Linked DNA regions of Mus musculus: region 2 is linked to region 1. A link is a loop called in an ENCODE intact Hi-C map of the cell type or tissue named here. Cell type or tissue: left cerebral cortex. All regions are shown on one strand. Each heading gives the region's core, and the rest is flanking DNA. Links, peaks and the distances in the headings are about the cores only.

Region 1 (5,222 bases), core at 1,403-3,902:
AGTGTGTGCACCACTGTGGAAAACCAGCCTGCCATTCGTCTATTGCTGATATCTGAGATATCTAATAAGCCCCTGTGTTAACTCCTCTGAATCCCTGGCTCTTTCTAGTTGCATGTATGTATGTATGTATGTATGTATGTATACACATATGTATGTATGTGTATATGTACATAGTAATACATTATGATATATCATAATAATGTGTTCTTCTAGTACTTTCTTTTCTCTGTTTCTAAGCACCTAGTATGGAACCCAGTGCCTTGTGCATGCCGGGCAAGTTCTCTGCCACTGATACACATGTGCTGACTCTTGGGGTTTTTTGTTTGTTTGTTTGTTTGTTTGTTTGTTTTTGAGGCAAGTTCTTGCAACATAACCCAGGCGAGTCTTGAAATGTTTTATGTAGTCCAGGCTCTTACTGAACAACTGGTTGTTCTGGATGCTGAGATCACACATTCAGACCCTTTATGATACTCATGATAAAGATTGTGCCGGGCACTGGAAACCTAGCCAAGTGCCCAGGGCTAATAAAATCAGGGATCTTGGAGGAGAACCCACAACTGTCCCTTTACTAAGCCATCTGTCCAATGTCCACAGACAAGTGTAGTTATCACCTCTCATGATGAAACTTCTCTTTGCAATAGACAGAAACTATTATAGAAAGCCACAATCAATCAAAATGTAGAGTCATACAGCCCATTCCCAACTGATACATTACAACATAACTCCTGTATCTAAGACTTAGGGAATCATTGAAAAACAGGAGGACTGAAAGATTGTGAGAGCCAAAGGAACAGGGAGTTTGCTGGGAGACTGTCTGCTGCAAGTATCAGAACCACACCCATAAAGTCTCACCACCAACGTGGCTTCCTAAACAAACCGGAACAAGGACAACAATAGAGATGTTGATGTGAATGGGGAAGCCCACAAGGCCTCAACCACAGGCAACTGAGGAATGCTGGGAAAGTAGTCTTCCCCAGGGAAGAGCACACCAGTTGGCTCTCTGATAACAAAACAGTCAGTAATGAAGCATATATATGTGTGTGTGTGTGTGTGTGTGTGTGTGTGTGTGTGTGTTTGTGTGTGTGTGTGTGTGTATTCACAAGTAACATCATACAGATGGATCAGGTTGTGTTTATGTATTTAGGAACATACACATGTAGCAATTGTTACAGAAAAGGACTCATGACTTTAAAGAGAATGGGGGAGGTATAAGAGAGGGTTTGTAGGTGAGAAAGGAGAAATGATGTAATTATGTTATAATCTCAAAAAACCAAAAACATGAAGAGGAGGAGGAGAAGAAAGAGAAGGAGGAGGAGGAGGAGGAGGAGGAGGAGGAGGAAGAGGGATCGACATCACTAATCAGTGGAGAAATGCAACTCAGAACCAAGAGATACCATTCCCCCATCTGTTTGAAAGGTTATTATGGAGTGTACAAATAACAATAACAACAAAAACACCGATTACATTGTGGTGGGATGACTTATGTCTCAGGTCTGTTGCAACACATGCTTCTTGGTGTTTATATATGTTTGCAAGTAAATTATAGTTAATGGCCCTGTATAACACAGGTAAGCAATGAAAACTTAAAAATTAAGAAACCAAAACCAGAATTTCTTACTATCAAGGTTCTATGTAGTGACTTTTTAACTTCCCTCTGATGTGAAGGAGATAGACATTTAGAAGAAGCCAATGTTAGTTCCTACATAAACATGGAAATCCTGGCTTTTCTAGGCATGCTGGACAGTGGCAGGAATCTGCTCTCCCAGTTACCTGCTCATCACTGCAGAGGGTACTGAGCTGAGCAGTGTGTTTGTTATGATGTTCAGTAAGTTAGCTACACTTGGTACATTTGCAGCCTGTGGTATTTTCAGTTTGCTACAAGTTTATCAAGACATGACCCTATCATAGATGCAGGAGTGTTCAGAATAAAACAACAACAACAACAACAACAAATTCCTCTTCTCCCTCCTCTTCCTCTTTCTCCTCCTCCTCTTTCTCCTCTTCTAATAGAAATCTAAGATCAGCAAGCATGAGCCTCAGGCTACATTTAACCAGGGCATCTCAAGGGCATTTTAGATGGCTATTTATGTCAGGCCAACCTCAATCGGCTCCAAACGTTTCTATGACCAGTAAATAACTAGTTATTAACCCAATTGGAAGCAAATTAGCACTCTTGACTTGTGGCTTAAAATTCTCAGGTTTGCCCAAGCAGAGTGGGACAGACTAGCTGGGATCAGATCTCATTTAAGGTCGTCTGCCCCTCTTTATTGCTGAGAATCTACCAAATGAGAGCATTTTCTGAACATCACATCACCTCATTCATAGAAGAGGAAGGGAACTCTCTCAACAGTGCTATCACAAAGCTTTGCTTACTCAGCAGGTTGGGAGTCATGACCAGAGATGATAGGAGAGTGAAATGAATTTGGAAGTTGGCAGAGAGGGATACTTAAAGCTAAAGGAAGATACTCTTTCATGGAGCCGATCCATAAAATAATAAAGAATGTAGATAACGCAAACATTTTATTTAATGGGCATAATTTATGGAGACAAGTGGATGCTAGCAAACTGACTGTCCTAGTAAAGGGACATCCAACACTGTCTGCGGCTCCCTTTGTTCTCGCTGCTCTCTGCTGCCATCTTGGGGTAGGGTGTGTGGAGAGCTGTGAATAGGAGCTTTTGCCCTGAAGCAGAGGGGCTTCACTGGTGCCTTTCCTTGCATCCTCTCTCTCTCTCTGTAATGTCCCCAGGAAGTGGCGATTTTTCTCTGTTTCCCACTGGCTTCTTCCCTGGGCTTTGGTCACAGGCATCTGCTTTTTTTTTTTTTTTTTTTTTTTTTTTTCTTGTTTTATCTTCGACTTTGCCTGGCTGTTCACCTCTTCCTTGATTTTTGTTTACCTTGAACCTCCAAAGCTCCCATCATGCCTTTCTTTCGTTGTCTGCTCTCGAGGCACCTGCCTGAATTGGACCCTGGTTCCGTTGCTTAGCAGCTGGGCAGACCTCCAAAAGTCACTCACTCTCTGTGTCTCCTTTTTCCCATTTGAAAACTGCCGATCACCATGGTGATTCAAATGGCTGTCACGATAATTTCAATAGTTGATAATAAAGTGCTCAGTCCAGTCTCTACTGAGGAATTAAGCTGCCATCGTGAGTCTGCCTCACTGGGGCATGTGCAGTTGAAGGACAGGGGCATGCACTCCCAGAGGGGTAGCTGAGGTGACAGCCGAGCTGAGACCTAGAGTTCATAGGGCCATAAGAACTCTCCACACTCATTTTGGTTTTCCATCATCTCTAAACCATAGACAAGGAAGCAAGGAGGGCAAGCCAGGATGCTGGAAGATTCTCTGAAGGGCATTAGTAAGGATGCTCATATGGGCTGGAACTTGAATGATCTGGTGACCTGAACTTGTACAGGATACCCAGACTTGTCCCTGGGAAAGGCCAGGGGCACAGGGTCCTCAGACAGGGAATCTACCACAGAGAACCCTGGGCACACAGAGAAGTCTGGGAACTCAAAGAGCACATGGCACCTGGGCAGAGAGTCTGTTCCTAAGTAACACACAATGTCCACAGAGGCATTAGCTGACCTTGTAGCTGGCAGAGCCAGCACAGGTGTGTGTGAACCAGGAAAAGTCCCCTGCTAAAGGCACACCAGGAAGGGGCTGCTTGTGTGTGGACTATGTTTACCTGGAAGGGTGTGTGTGTGTGTGTGTGTGTGTGTGTGTGTGTGAGAGAGAGAGAGAGAGAGAGAGAGAGAGAGAGAGAGAGAGAGAGAGACATGTCCGGGTGTGCCTAGATGTGTAGTGTGTGTCTGACTGCCTGTATATTATTGATGAAAAGAATTCTTGCTTCAAAGAATGAAGGAGATAGTTTATTCTGAAGTCAAATCTGAGTGATTATAGCTCAGAAACACAATTCAGGTTTCCCTAAATATCATGTTCTAACATGGTAGGATTTTGGTTCCCAAGTATTTAATGACATGGAATAAAAAAAGTCATACGCTAAGACACTCTTAAAGTACATTGGTGGGAACATGAGGTAGGCGGGTTACAGCAGAGCAAAGACATTTGTGTTAAAGGCATCAGGTATTGCCTGACAACCGGTTAAATTCTTAGCTTTTGGGTTGGTGGTAGCTAGGATTTGTTAGTGCATTCCATAGACAATGGCATCTGGTAGTTAAAAACAATGCTAAGTCACACACAGAGATGGTCCAGGAGTACTGTTCAGGGGGCTAAGTGGATCCAAGAGCATCTCTCTTTCTCATCATCTGCAACATTCCAACTCTCCACAAGCATGGACGTTCTCATCAGTCAGCTTTGCAGGGTCTTCACACAGGTGAGCTGTGGCTTTCCCCACCAAGGAATCTCAGCTCACAGTATGCTCGTGTTCACATACCTGTCCTGGCATGTCTCAGGCTGTGTATCAACAAGGACTTGGTCCAGTGGTCCTCTTTCCCTGGTTGAGTGTAGAGGGGCTTGTTGCTGGAGGCAAAGAGGAGTGTGGACCTGAGGTCAGATGCTCTCAACCCTGGCTGTACCACCCAAGGGCCAAGCCTTTATTTCTCCAGCCCCAGGCCCCTCCCTGCCACACTCTGCTGAGAAAGCCCCTCGGGCATCCATTCTGACTCCTAGAGAAGGCATAGGGCTCCATTCAAGGGATCCACTTGCAGAACCCCACATAAGCCCCAGGTGACACATAAGCCCTTAGTTATCTCCTGTGAGAACTAAGGTTGTGGTAAAAGAGCCACAGTTTGTTCAGGGCTTGGAACCTTAGCAGTCATCATTTGCCGTTCATCTGGCTGGGACAAGGCTGCCCACTTTACAAAGGGAAAAGCAGGCTTGACAAAGTGAAGCAACTTACCCAAAGGCATATGTGAGTAGATCTTGGTGTAGACAAGCTTGTGCTTGTGAGTGTGTGAGACTGTGTGTGTGCATGGTGTGTGCTGTGTGTGCCTGTCTGAATGTACATGTGTGTGTGCTGTATCTTTCTATGTATGTTTATACCTGTGTGCTGTGTTTGAATGTCTATGTGCTATGAGTGTATGTGTGTGCACTGTGTATATATGTTTTTGCTGTGGGTGTTTTTCTATGCCTGTGCTATGTGTAGGTATTTCCAAGTAGCTGTGTATGTGGTAAATACATTGTTGTATGAGTATCTGACATTGTATGGTTGAGTGGTGGGTGGGTGAGTGTGTGTGTGTGTGTGTGTGTGTGTGTGTGTGGGTG
Region 2 (5,222 bases), core at 1,716-4,215, 350 kb before region 1:
CGTTACTTTCTGTTTTGTTTTGTTTTGTTATTCATGGCAGGGTTTCTCTGTGTAGTCCAGTCTGGGTTTATGATATGCCTGCCTTTGCTGGGATTAAAGGCACAAACCGCCACCATCCAGTGACTCTTTGCTTTTATTTTTGAGTGCTGCTGGGTGTTGAGCCCAGGACCTGAGATGTGATGGGCAAGTGCCCTGACGCTGAGCTGTACCTTATTCTGGCTCATTTCTCTGCTCACCATTAGCTGCTGCTGCGGCATAGGTGAGCTGAGGACACAGAAGGCAGTGTGAGGACACAGATACGTGTGGGGGTAGGATATAACTAAGTTAATTATTGGTTAATACTATTGCTGATTCCGTTGGCTATGTGAGAGTGAGTAGTATGTTCTTTTATGAAGCAGGCTATGTTAAGATTATAGATGTTGGTTAATATTTTAAATGACATTTGAGTTCTATTTGCTGTAAATCTTAGTTAGATTGACCGTTTTCTTTCATTTTTCTATTGCGCTTGCTTTGCCATCACCTAGATTTCTTGGCTCTTACACTAGCTATGACTACTTGAAAAGGAACATCAAGTGGTAAGACTGGCTGGCATTGATGTGAGGCTGTTCCATGAGATGTCCCTCACTGTGTCGTTGGCATTATGTGCACTTTCAGATCTTAATGCTGTCTTCTAACATTGAAGTCTAAATACGTGTAAGCAAGGTACCAGCTAATTTTGATGCTGTTCATAAAACTAGATTATTTTCAATAAATATTGTATGAAAACAAATACACATTTCAAATCCATGTTATTGTCTGTGCACATAATGCCAGGCAGCTTGGCACTCTGCAGTAAGGCTCAGGTGGCAGGGTTGCAATTATGGGTCTATTTAGATTCCTTTGTTTAAATTCTATGTGTTACTTATTAACAATTGGCAAATTTGAAAACCTAAGGGTACATGGCACAATTTTTACTAGACAAGCCTTATAAAGTAAGTAGTGCCTGCTACTCCAGCAGTCGTTAAACAGAGCAAAAGAGCAGGAAACCAGGGCAGATTTTAAAGATGCCCTGTTTTTCTAGTGTTACTGGAACACAACCCTGCCTGTCCATTGACTGACTATGTCTAATTTTGCCTGGTAACAGCTAAGTCAAATAGCTGTGGCAGAAACCCTATGGCTCAGAAAGGCAAGTCCTTTTATCTGGCTCTTCACTGGAAAAGCTTGCCAGCATTGGGTCTGTGACACCGTGTTTTATGGTGCTTTGAGTATGCTTGACACCAAGATTTTGTACCTGAGATACAAAATTAGAAGTTAGTTTAAGGAAGGTTTGTGCCAAAATAACATTTCTCAAAATATTTGCAAAACTTCCTTAAATCTACTATTTTTATAAATATCACAAATATTAAAAGTATACCCAAAATTTCATCCGCCTTTTAATAGATATCTCCTGGATGTTTTACTAATATTCTTCAAGTATCTGTGCTGTCTTGACATTTCTTGTGCTGATGAATTTGTTTGTATATTTTGGTAGAGTTGCTACCTATACTCATGAGAAGAAATTGTGAAATTGTGACATTTCTAGATACTTTTTTTTTTTTTTAAAGAAACAGCAGCAGTTTTGCGATGGGGTTCATTTTTCCAGCATTGAAACTTCTTCTCTTTTTCCTTTAAATAGGGGAAAACCCGAAACTGATGCTGTGGATAGATCATTCAGTGAGAAACGTTATGATCCAGCCCAGGCCACGCCTCCTCCTCCTCCGTTGCCCTCACAGTACAGCCAGCCAGCTCCACCTCTGTCCAGCTCTTCTCTCCACATACATTCCAAGGGCGCCCAGGGTGAAGGTAGGAAGTTAAGACATTGATATATTACTATAATAGAGTAATGGTTATGAAGTTAAATTCTCACAGTTTTGAAGCTTAGGTGACTTTAATGTTTTTGTTTTTTTTTTTTTAAGTTCAAAAAATGCTTGGGCTGGTAACAGTGAAAAGTAAAGGTTTTTGTCAAAAATGTATGTTATTTCGGCCTGGTAGCTCATGTCTTTAATCCTAGTGCAGAGGCCTTGAATCTGAGTTTGAGACTACCCACCCTAGTCTGTATAATACGTTCCTAGCCAGCTAGGACTGCATACTAACTCACACAGAAAAGAAAGAAAGTGTGTTGTGTGTTACCTTCTGTTTATTTAAATGACTGTTATATTGCATGAGCCTTGTAGCTAAATGGATTTTTGTCAAAACACCCCCCCCAACCCCTGGTATTTTTTTTTAAAACATAAATTTATATCAATTTCCACATCTTGAAAGCAGTACCTGATAATTGATGTGCCTCAGTTTAAATATCTAAGGGCCATAGAGATGCCTCAGCAGGTTAAATTGCTTCATTGGGCCTGATGTGAAGTCCAGCCCTGGAACCTGCATGGTAGAAGAAAAGAACTGATTCCAGCCACTTTTCTGCTGACATCGTACACTCTCAGTGGTACGAACACACTCACACATGCTAAATAAGATGTCATTTTAAATATTTGAATAGTGTCTTATAAGACTTGTTATGCTCCATCTTAAAATATGAAACATAAGAAAGCCATACAGTTTTACACAGAAAATGTCTTTTCATCTTTCAGTAAAATCTCAATGGATGCAGCTTACTCATTTGAATAGCTAGATAATATTCTACCCTAATAGAATAAAATTTTTCTCTTCTTGACATTTGTTAGTACCTATCTATTACCTGTTGGAGGGCGGCATTCTTGAAACAAACCAATTACTGTATACATAGCTCACCCATACTTAGAGATGCATGTGGTGGTACGTGCCTTTAGTTCTGGCACTTCAGAGACAAAGGCTAGCCTGGGCTAAACAGCATTTTATTTTGTCCTGGAACTGACTCTAGACCAGACTGGCCTTGAACTCAAGAGATCTACCAGCCTCTGCCTCCTGATTGCTGGGATTAAAGGTGTACAACACCATTGCCTGGCTACACAGCAAATTCCGTACACAATTAAGAGACCTACCAAAGGAAGAAAAACAAATGTTTAAACAGGCATCTTTTGCTGATTCCCCTCCTTAAGGAAGATTTGTTTTCCCTAAGTGATGCCAGCTAGAAGGTTTTGTTGGTATTGATTTGTTTTAATAGGTGCCTTTTATCACAGTTAGGAGTTGTCTCTAGTCTTAGTTTGCTGAAAGCCTTTTGTTGAGTGTTTTTCTCTTGTGAGCTAGAGAGACGGCTCAGTGGTTATCAGCACTTGCTGCTCTTACAGCGGGCTTGGGCTTGGCTCCCAGCACCACATCAGGCAGCCCTTGACTGACTCCAGATCCAACATCATAATCTGGCCAACACAGGCACTGGGCACATATGTGGGAAACACACATACATGCATCTGCACTCACATACACATAAAATAAAAATCCAGCACTTGGGAGGCAGAGACAGGCGGATCTATAGAGCAAGTTCCAGGACACCCAAGGCTACACAGAAAAGCCCTGTCTCAGGGAGGAGGAGTCTTTAAAATTAAAAATATTTACTTCTCAAATTATCAGGATCATCTGATTTTTCTTATTATCTTAATGTGGTTATATTATTGTGCTCATGAAGAATTTAGATTCATAGTTTTCTGGAAATGGCTTTGTCTGATTTTGTTATCAGTGTTGTACTAGTTCTGTAAAAGAGAACATAGCTTTTCTTTTCCTTTATCTTTAAAACAAAACAAAAAACCGACATTTTCCCACCAGTGTTCCTTTTTTGTGACTTGATAGCAGTTCAGTGGTTCTGTTTGTCGCCACCGCTCCGGCAGAGTGTAGCCCTGTCCCTGCTGCTCTCCACATCTATGGACACTTGAGTTGCCCCATTTGTCAGGTTTGCCCATTCCCTGGTTGTGATATGATCTTTAACGATTAGTTTATTTTTATTTTCTATTTCCCCAATGGTTAGGTTAGTGTCTTATTACACAGTGCTTGGCGATTTACACAGAGGCAGGTGTTCTTCACTTCTGCACAGAGGATTAATACTGATGACCACTTAGACAGTTTTAAAGTATCTTCTACTAGTGTCTTAGTCAGGGTTTCTATTCCTGCACAAACATCATGACCAAGAAGCAGTTGGGGAGGAAAGGGTTTATTCAGCTTACACTTCCATACTGCTGTTCATCACTGAAGGAAGTCAGGACTAGAACTCAGGCAGGTCAGGGAGCAGGAGCTGATGCAGAGGCCATGGAGAGATGTTCTTTACTGGCTTGCTTCCCCTGGCTTGCTCAGCCTGCTCTCTTACAGAACCCAAGACTACCAGCCCAGAGATGGCACCACCCACAAGGGCCTTTCCCCCTTGATCACTAATTGAGAAAATGCCTTACAGCTGGATCTCGTGGAGGCATTTCCTCAACTGAAGCTCCTTTCTCTGTGATAACTCCAGCTGTGTCAGCTGACACACAGCCAGTACAGCTAGTGTGTAGCTGCTGTGCCTTTTTTTTTTTTTTTTAAATGCTTTGGTTAAGGATAAGTTTGCAATACTGATGGGTTTCATATCATCAAAATTGCCATTCTGTTTCTTTTTTTTTTTTTAAGATTTATTTATTATTTTATGTAAATACACTGTAGCTGTCTTCACACACTCCAGAAGAGGAAGTCAGATCTCATTACGGATGGTTGTGAGCCACCATGTGGTTGCTGGGATTTGAACTCTGGACCTTTGGAAGAGCAGTCGGGTGCTCTTACCCACTGAGCCATCTCACCAGCCCGCCATTCTGTTTCTAATTTTCAGTAGATAGTGGGACAGAGTTACTCAAGACATATGTGGCCAGTGCTTTCGTAGCCTCTTTCTGAATCTGAGGCAACCAGCTACACTCCAACTTGTCAACATCACATGGGACCTAGGACTTTACCTTAGGACATGTTAATGCCAAAAGAAAGCAAAGGGTTGTTAGAATGATTTTCAGAGCGTTTTTTTTTTTTTTAATGTATGTATGTATGTATGTATGTATGTATGTATGTGTTTGTTTTTCAGGCAACTCAGTATCATTGGATTTTCAGAACTCATATATGTCCAAACCAGACCCACCCCCATCTCAGAGTAAACCAGCAACTTTCAGACCACCAACTCGAGAAGACCCCCCTCAGACTTTCTATCCGCAGAAAAGTTTCCCAGACAAAGCTCCAGTTAACGGAGCTGAGCAGACTCAGAAAACCATCACTCCGGTGTACAATCGATTCACACCAAAGCCGTACACAAGTTCTGCCCGGCCATTTGAACGCAA

What was found. Hi-C counts contacts between places; a loop is a spot of excess contacts. Peaks named below come from ENCODE experiments on the same cell type or tissue, not always from the same donor. Only the 100,000 strongest peaks of a DNase experiment are listed, where the experiment ranks them.
Region 2: it touches region 1 in a loop (2.5-fold over the local background); 4 of 42 quality-filtered maps call a loop at or near these places.

Annotation. Positions count from the first base shown.
Region 1 is chr7:64,948,054-64,953,275 of GRCm38, reverse strand. All of the region lies in intron 2 of Fam189a1 (family with sequence similarity 189, member A1), which reads left to right. Among named protein-coding and RNA genes, the nearest start is that of Nsmce3, 78 kb to the right of the region's middle. In left cerebral cortex, for the core only: a CTCF peak has its summit at 2,629 (motif pointing left); a DNase peak (open chromatin) is centred at 2,632.
Region 2 is chr7:65,302,969-65,308,190 of GRCm38, reverse strand. It overlaps Tjp1 (tight junction protein 1), which reads left to right. Exons shown (of 27, transcript NM_001163574.1): 23 at 1,655-1,821; 24 at 4,973-5,222. Among named protein-coding and RNA genes, the nearest start is that of Tjp1, 66 kb to the left of the region's middle. In left cerebral cortex, for the core only: no CTCF peak of the experiment used is centred there; no DNase peak of the experiment used is centred there.